Regions from separate parts of the Homo sapiens genome. Here region 2 is linked to region 1. The links are chromatin contacts, found by Hi-C in ENCODE. All regions are on one chromosome and are shown on one strand. Each heading gives the region's core, a stretch centred on a gene start or an enhancer-like site at or near the end of the contact. The rest is flanking DNA. Distances are from core to core; before and after follow the strand shown.

Region 1 (4,413 bases), core at 251-2,750:
ATACTAATCTGTGGTACAAAAAAAAGTCAAAACATTGGTGTCCTCTGGGGATGGGGCTGGGGATTGACTGGGAACAGATACAGAGGAATAAGATTTCTGAGGTAGTGGTAGTGTTCTGTATCTTAAAAGGGGTTTGCATTCCTAGGTGATACCTTTAAAAAAGAACCATAAACAAATACTGAACTCTAGTTAATGATATGCAGGCTGAAGCATTTAAGGGTGAAGTATACTGATGTCTGCAGCCTGCTTTGAAGTGCATCGGAAAAGAAGATAGACTGATGGAAGGAGACAGAGATGAGACAGAGGGGTAGATGGATAGATATGTGATAAAGTGAACATAGCTAGATGTTCCTTGAAGAATGTAGGAGGAGGGTATCCAGGTGTTCGCTATACAGTTCTTTGAATTTTGCTGTATGTTTGAAATTCTTCATAATAAAAAGATAGAAAAAATAACAATTAGAGAGCAGTTCTCAGGCTGGGTTTCCAAGCAGGTGTAGTGAGGCATAGAATAGAAATATAATAGAGCTGGCTGTTCAGAAGCCTCAAGTATTACTCTCTACTGTACCAGAGTCCTCTGCAGGTCATTGGCCTTTGCAGTTCTACTACCAGGAATCAGTTGACTCCTAATTATTGTCTAAAAATGACCAGACTGGACATAAAACATGCTGTAATTATAGCTCTTGTCTTTGTAAAGGTTTTGCTTTCTATCTTCCAAACAGATGAAGAAAAAATGCCCGCAAACTCCATGTATTAGCTACCCCTTTTCCAGCAGTGTGAGATGGGAATATACTTGGCTTGCCTTAGCTGGGAAGTGGCTGTGGAGATAGAGGGTGGCTTGGCTTGTTGCAGGAGCTGGAAAAAGGGCAGGCCACACTGGGCTGTGGAGGAGGGGGCTGGTCCTTTTCCCCCAGAGTGACTCTGTGCTTCATCCCAAGTTTCCTCACTTGCCTAGGACACCCTGGGTCCCCAGGGAGGAGGGTGGCTCGTTAAGCTAGATTCTCTCATCTGGCATCTGCCCATGAGCATGCAAGCCTTCATAACATCTCTGCTTCTGCTGTTTTCAAAGGTTGGAAAACAAAGAACCAGACCAAAGAGCGGGCAGACTCTGCTCCCACCCTCGGACATGGTGCCATCTTTGTTTTCCTCTCCAGGTGATCGTGTTGCCATCGAGCCTGGTGCTCCCCGAGAAAATGATGAATTCTGCAAGATGGGCCGATACAATCTGTCACCTTCCATCTTCTTCTGTGCCACGCCCCCCGATGACGGGAACCTCTGCCGGTTCTATAAGCACAATGCAGCCTTTTGTTACAAGTTAGTGTCCACAGTCCCACTGGGTCACCTGGGACCTCTTTCCCTTCATTAGCTTGGTGCTGTTTCCTGTGGTTATTTCTTTATTCTTTTCAGCTCATAATTCCAAACATGAGGCATCACCTGGACAGGCTACTCTTCTTGGTGGCATTGAGAGAGGGTAGCCTCCCTAGGAATAAGACTGACTCACAGTGGTTGGTTTTAGTCTTTCAGTTTCAGTTTCCCTTACTTAGAGCAACAATAGAAAATTATTGCTGAAATCACTCACCCTCTGCAGACATCCTGGAGGGAATTCCTGTGGTTCATCCTCTGTTATTAGTTTCCACTGCAACCACCAGAAACGTCATAACAACAATGACCTCGGCCAGGTGTGGTGGCTCATGCCTGTAATCCCAGCACTTTAGGAGGCCAAGGCCAGTGGATCATGAGATTAGGAGATCGAGACCTTCCTGGCTAACACGGTGAAACCCCATCTCTACTAAAAAAATACAAAAAATTAGCCAGGCCTGGTGGCAGGCACCTGTAGTCCCAGCTACTTGGGAGGCTGAGGCAGGAGAATGGCTTGAACACGGGAGGTGGAGGTTGCAGTGAGCCGAGATGGCGCCACTGCACTCCAGCCTGGGCAACAGACCGAGACTCCGTCTCAAAAAGAAAAACAACAACAATGACCTCGACAATAGCAACAACACACCATGACAGCAACGGCTGACATTTCCTGAGGTGTGGTGTGCTGCCAGGGCTTGAGCTCTGGGATCCTGGATCTACTCCCTCCTGGCAAGTGATTTTGGAGAAATTATTTCACTTTTCTCTGATTCAGTTTCATTTAATCGCCAAAATATTAAATAAGGTGATGCATGGAGAGTCATAATTATTATTACTATGTGCCTGCCCTTGTGCTAATAAGTGGTTTGCATGCTTCAATTTATTTAATCTCCACAAGAATAATGCTGAGGTGGGCACCGTTATTGGGTTAACCAAGGCAGAAGGAAGCTCATTGACTTGGGCACAGAGCACAACCAAGAGTCAAACTGGGGTCTCTGTGAGTCTCAAGCTCCTGCCCTGTGCCCACTCCCCTACCCTACTCCGATTCTCACCCCTGAAATTGTGAAGTTGAGTCTGGAGGAAGCAAAGTGCCTCCCTTTCTGCGTGGCCCCCCATGGCCCCAGCCGTGGAGCTCTAGGGTGCCGAAGTGCCGCTTTCCCCCTGACCCAACCCAGATGCATTCTTCCCCCACCGCAGCCTGGCCCCAGTGGTGGTTTTCAGCCAGGATGGGGCTTGTCCGGTGGAGGCCAGGTGCCAGTCACAGGAGCAGTCTGACAGATCTGAGTTTTTCTAGGGCCCACTGGGAGCCTTGAGAGGAGTCACAGGCCAGAGACCTTGTGATGGGTTTAAGTCAACACCTGAACCTGCTCTAGAAGTAAGCAGGTTACATGTGCAGAGTACACCTTTCAGCAAGTGGTTCCTGAATGGGCCCATCTTTCTCGGGCCCTTTCCAAGTCAAGACACCAAACGAAAGTTTCATGGAAGGCAGAAGAGCATAGTGGTGAAGCCCACTGGTCTCTGCCAATTACAACTGTGTGACCTTGGGCAAGTCACTTAAATTTTGTAACCTCAATATCCTCGCCTGTAAAATAGAAATAGTGATGGTACCTCCCTCACAGAATTACTGATGAGATCCAATGAGAAAAGCATATCAAGTCTCCAGCATGAGGTCTGGCACATAGTAAATGCTCAGTAAATGGTACCAAGCTATGCCATAGTCATGGCCTAGTGGTCTGGGCATGGAGGTGCAGGAGTAGGCCTGAAAGAGAGCCTTGTGCTGGTGGTTTATAGGGAATGATGGGGCTCTGGCTGGCAGTGGCAGTGGCAGTGGGGGTGCTGAGGAAGGTCTCTGGGGAGTCCTACAGCCCTGCCTTTCTTCTCCTCCCAGGGGGCTTTCTGCCTGTGTCCCCAGTTCTTCCCTAGACCCAAGCCCTCCTCTCTGATGTCTTTTTAGGATTCCCATACTACCACAGCCTCTTTATTTTTGTATCTATTTTCTTTCTATTTTCCTGCTTCTCCTTGGCTTCTTGATCATCTGTTACCCAATTTGGACTGTTCCCTGAACCCCATTGTAAAAACTACCAAGTTGCCTCATCACTCTCTGGTGTTTATAAAGCATGAAAGGTTGGGGCTGGGAAGAAACTTGGAGTCTTCTCATCCTCGTTCTCCATCAACCCCCACTGGACAAGATTGGGGAGGGTGGAGTCAGTGGTTTTCCCAAGGTCAGTGGCAGCGGGGCTGGCCTCCAGGACTCCTTGTACATGCTTCTGCCTCCACACCAGGTGGCTTTCCAACACGGTTGGCTGTGTTGGGTGCAGGCGGATGAGGCAGCATCTGCTTAATCAGTAGAGTATTCTTCCTGATAACAATCTTCCCTCATCACCTTCCCCAATCCCATCTCTCCTCGATGTAGTTTCCACGCAAGCCACCCTCTGCATAGAGCCCTTATAAGTTCCTCAGGAGGCCCAGATGTGGAAGGGCAGGCGTGTCTAGGAACCTGTGGAGTCCCTGAGAGAGTTTAGGAATCTTCACGATTTCATTTTCACCTTTTTCCTATTATATAGAAGGGATACTTCTAGGGGGAGTAGAAGGAGTGTGACCGCAGTCAGAGCAGGAGAGTGGATTGGAGTAGGGGAAGTGATGGGAAAGAAGCCGAGGGGAAGGGATAAGGGGGTGGTGGGTGGCAGCTGGGCCTCCATTGGCCTGGTGAGTAGTTCTGTCAAGGATCAGGGACAGTGACAGGAGGACTCCGAGTTATTCTGTTGAAGATTGGAGACAGTGTTGAAAGGATCATGGGGATGAGCACATGGTTTGGCTGTCACATTTATTTCTTTTTGGAACTTGAGGGTTTTCCTGTTCCTGTGTGTGCAGATTTGGGGTGCTGGGTAAATCCTGGGCAGTGAGGAACTAGCAGAAATTGGATATTAATATTAGCTACACAGCTGCTCATACCAGGATGGAGCTGATATGGGACAGGCAGAGGATGTGGAATCAGGACACCTTGGTTAAGTCTGGCCTTCATTCCCTAGCTTCATAACCTTGGCAATTCTCTTAATGTCAGTG
Region 2 (4,003 bases), core at 1,086-3,585, 53 kb after region 1:
CCGTATTGCGCCCTCCCCACGGCCAGGGCGGCCTCCAAGTGTCCTCAGGAGCCAAAAGACAGAGGTCCCAGTGCCAGCTCCGCCACCAGCTCTGCACGTTAGCCCCAGGTAGCCTCAATTTTCTAATCTGCAAAGTAAGACTATAGTGAGTTCCCTTCCTACTCAATTCATAAAGCTGTTGTGAGAATCAAAATGATATAATTTATGTAGGGGTACCCCAAGTCAGTCCTCCTCCCTCTGGGCTAGGGGGAGGTAAAATGGTTACAAACACACGGTGAGGAGAGCGGTGGCTGGGGAGCTCAGTTCCCAAGAGCTATAATGGGGGTCCAGTGACACCCCTAGGTTGGAATAAGGCGTAAGAGAAAGGTTAGATACAGAGCAAATATCTCTGTATCAACATCCCAAAATCTCTCCGAGATGAAGGCAGTCTCGAAGTGCTGCGTAGAGAGGAAGTGGTTGGGAGTCGGATGGGTCTCCTGTGGACTCGCAGACGGGATCTGGCCCCTCCCCCAGGCTGAGCAGAGCGCCAGATCAACCCCACTGGTCTCCCCCTTTGCCCTCACCAAAGAAGACCCCCAGTACGGTGCGGTTGTGGAGCGACGGCAGGCCGGCTATGCCCCGCGTGGCTGCGTTGCTGAGCCGGCGCGGGTTGGGCAGCTGCGGCTCCTCCAGAGCCTGATACACACCGTCGGCGTAATTGGCTGGTACGCGGCGCTGCAACCGGCAGCCTGCGGAGGCAGGGAGCGGGGCTCTGTCTAAGCACTCCATCCCCTAGGATCCCCCAAACCTCTCCCTAAGCCTCCCTCAACCCCCATCCCACTTCACTGACAGAACCTTCCCTCAAGGGTCTCTTGGCCCCGGGAGCGCATAAGATTGCGCTGTGTAGGCAGCGGAGCTGCTGGGCGCGTGTTCCCCGCAGATTCCCCGCTCAGGGCCTTTCGCGCCCCGGCCCTTCGCGAGCCACGGCCCCAGCACGCCCGGGCCCCCAGAACGCACCAACAGCACCACGCTCGTGGTGCCTCAGGTTGTTAAACCAGCCGTCATAGCGCTGCACTTCCCAGGGCAGTGAGAGTGCGTCCTGACTGCCTGTGGGCACAGAGAAGGGCCTCCTCAGCACTACGCTCCCAGCTACCCCTCCCGAGCAACGAAGGCCTTGGCCAGTCCTTCCCCAGCTCGCGGAGCGCCCCTAACCGGACCCAAGTGTCGGGCCGCACTGGGAAGTTTCCCATCCCGCTGAGCTGCACGGCGAAATGACCTTCCAGTCTCAGGGAGCCGCTTGCCGCACCTCTCCCCGCCCCACCTCCCAGGGATCCTGGGGAACACCCCGCCGCTAGAGGAGCCTGATACTTGCCCGATGGACCCAGGGATCCAGTCAGAAGAGCTCCCAGGAGCATCAGTGCCTCTGGTCTTGCACGGAGCATGCCAACCCTGCAGCCTGCGGGGTGAGGGTGGGGGTGGTAGGTGGTATGCGAAAGCCACTGTTAGGGCGTCCTCTATGCCTCCCCTCTTGTTCCTACAGCTAGTACTGGAGGAGGAGCACCAGCTGTTTCCACTTCTGGAAGGTAGCTGTTAGAAGCATCACCGAGGACCTTCATCCAAACGCCACTCTTTCCAGGACAATTGGCAGCTCTGGAGGCATTGACACTGTTCCCCATCCGCCACCCCATCAGAGAGTTAACCCCCGACCATAGGAACCCACTGGGCAGGAGTCTTCTGGGGCATGTCAGTCCAGGGCAGGACTGGTCAAGCCTCCCAGGGTGTGCCCAATGTCTCCAATGTTTCACCTCCACCCGCCCCCGATCCGTCAGGCTCCGCTTCTCCTCCAGGAGGCAGGGAAGGGAAAAAGGTTACTGACCTGGGAGTGAGGGACTGCAGCACCCTTCCACAATGAATCCCCCCTTCCCCAATAAACTCCCCTTCTGCAATGAACGCCTGTGCATGATGGGCGAGGGCTAGGGTCAGATCCCAAACTCTGGTCTAACCTGTGGTTTAGGGTGGTGTTGGGTTCAGATGTCTTCTTTCCTCTTAAAATCTTTGCTTCTGTGCTCTACTTCTTGCCTTCACCCTCACTCTTCCAGCTCCGCCGATCCTCAGCCTCCCCGGCTGCACTCTCACCTTTCTCTCTGGGTCCTTGGTCTCGCCACTGTGCAGGTGTCGGCTCAGGACAGACCTGCGCCAGTGTGAGCATCTGGACCTAGGGCTCACCCTCCTGCCGTGGAGGTGGGGCCCTTATTTGCACAACCTCTTCCAGCTCAGACCAGCCCCTGGGCTGGGACACCCGTGTGGCACGTCGCCCACGCTGCTATAAAAGGGGTCCCGCGCGACTTCCAAACTCAGCGCCAACCCGCAGAACCAGGAAAGTAACGGCTACAGACAGTGAGAAATAGTTTCGCTCGCCGGCTAGAAAAACTCTGTCGGTACCAACCCCAGAGCGTTGAGAGCAGCCCACCTCCACGCTTCCTTAACGGAGAGGTGCAGGACTCAGACTTCACCAGCCCACTCGGTCCCAGCCTTGTACGCAAAGAGACGCCAAGGACGCGCTCTCCCGCGTCCAGGCAGCCCCAGCTTGCTGGCTTGCCTGCCCGCCTGCGTGCAGCACTCGGCCGGCGTGCAGCATGACCCTGTGGAACGGCGTACTGCCTTTTTACCCCCAGCCCCGGCATGCCGCAGGCTTCAGCGTTCCACTGCTCATCGTTATTCTAGTGTTTTTGGCTCTAGCAGCAAGCTTCCTGCTCATCTTGCCGGGGATCCGTGGCCACTCGGTAAGGGTGTCCTCATAGTGCAGGTAGAGTGGGGGAAGGCTCATGGGCAGATTGTCTCCTGAGGGACCCAGGACAGGTAAGACTGTACAAGAGCCTCCATGAATAGTCGAATTGAGGCTCAGGTGGAGTGAAGTCAGGAGTCTGGTGCAGCAAGCACCCCTTTCCAAGGATAGGGAGAGCTCCCCATCCAGGATATCCTGGAGAAGGACCCCAGCTGGGTCCTTGGGAAGGCTGCTGCAGAGAATGGGCACCCAGTCCAGTAATCCTGAGGAACAGTCTAGGCTTCTTGTGCTGGAGGGCCTCCCACCTCTCCCAGGACTAAAGCTGCACTCTCATCCCATCCGGTGGGTGATGACCTTCAGGCCAAAAGGACAGATGCCAGCAGCTCAGACTGCAGTGTTCCCCTTTGCACTGGGTTGAGACACATGTGTATGGGTGCCTCATCCTCAGGACTGAGACTCCCACATTGGATTAGAAGTTGGAGCCAACTGGGTGCATTGTCTTAGACTTTCCCCCTCTCCCAGAACCTAGGTTGTGCATTTTTCAGTTCTGGGAGGACCCAGCTTTTCTGCATCTTAATCTGTGTTGCTTTCCCTGGAACTGGTGCACCTAGGAGTATCTGCATTCCCACCTCCTCCCCTCGGAGATCAGGCTGGGGCCTCCCTCTTCTGAGGGAGGTGACCCCTGCGTGCCTAGCACTTCTGGACTCACTGAGCCTCACCAAGCAGTGACTGGACCAGGAGGCAGAACCAGGACCAGGCGCCAGACAGCTAGGGGAGTGAAGGTGGTGGAAGAGTGCCAGGAAGTGGGGGTGGAGGGGAGGTGCTGTTAGGGTAGATGGGAAATGGGGCTAGGGAGGTGAAAGTGCGTGGTCACAAAATATCAGAAATGCCAGTAGCCCAGAGGGACTTGCAGGAAAAGCGTGCCTAACATTAGTCTCAAAAGTCTGGATATAACTAAAGATCCAGGTGAAGTGGGGTCAAGGGTGGTCTTGGGGACTCTGGTTTGGCAGGGCTCAGGCCTGACCCGGGTGCCTATTCCTGCAGCGCTGGTTTTGGTTGGTGAGAGTTCTTCTCAGTCTGTTCATAGGCGCAGAAATTGTGGGTGAGTGTGTGGTGCAGCCCATGGGGAGAGGACGGGGTGAGGAAGGAGGTGGGCAGAGGGCACCTGGGACAATAGGGAACTGGGGTTGGTTTTCTGCTCCCTCTTCCCACTCTCCAGCTCCTTCTAGGGCCCACTTT

What was found. Hi-C counts contacts between places; a loop is a spot of excess contacts on that map. Pooled maps may share reads with other maps.
Region 2: a map of heart left ventricle shows a loop between it and region 1 (2.8-fold over the local background). The contact joins the promoter of DUOXA2 here to the enhancer-like site in region 1. A Hi-C loop is called at or near these places in 5 of 168 maps with a recorded cell type or tissue (HepG2, IMR-90, adrenal gland and 2 more) and 2 of 50 pooled maps.

Annotation. Positions count from the first base shown.
Region 1 is chr15:45,059,916-45,064,328 of GRCh38, forward strand. It overlaps SORD (sorbitol dehydrogenase), which reads left to right. Exons shown (of 9, transcript NM_003104.6): 4 at 1,152-1,311. Among named protein-coding and RNA genes, the nearest start is that of SORD, 39 kb to the left of the region's middle. Within about 2 kb of position 1,501, at least 3 of the 41 ENCODE cell types and tissues checked have a DNase peak (open chromatin) inside an H3K27ac peak, as active enhancers do.
Region 2 is chr15:45,111,991-45,115,993 of GRCh38, forward strand. DUOXA2 (dual oxidase maturation factor 2) reads left to right here and starts at 2,336. Exons shown (of 6, transcript NM_207581.4): 1 at 2,336-2,762; 2 at 3,809-3,866. The coding sequence starts at 2,616. It overlaps DUOX2 (dual oxidase 2), which reads right to left and starts at 2,182. Exons shown (of 34, transcript NM_001363711.2): 1 at 1,983-2,182; 2 at 1,352-1,435; 3 at 997-1,086; 4 at 564-728. The coding sequence starts at 1,421. RefSeq lists an enhancer at 419-954.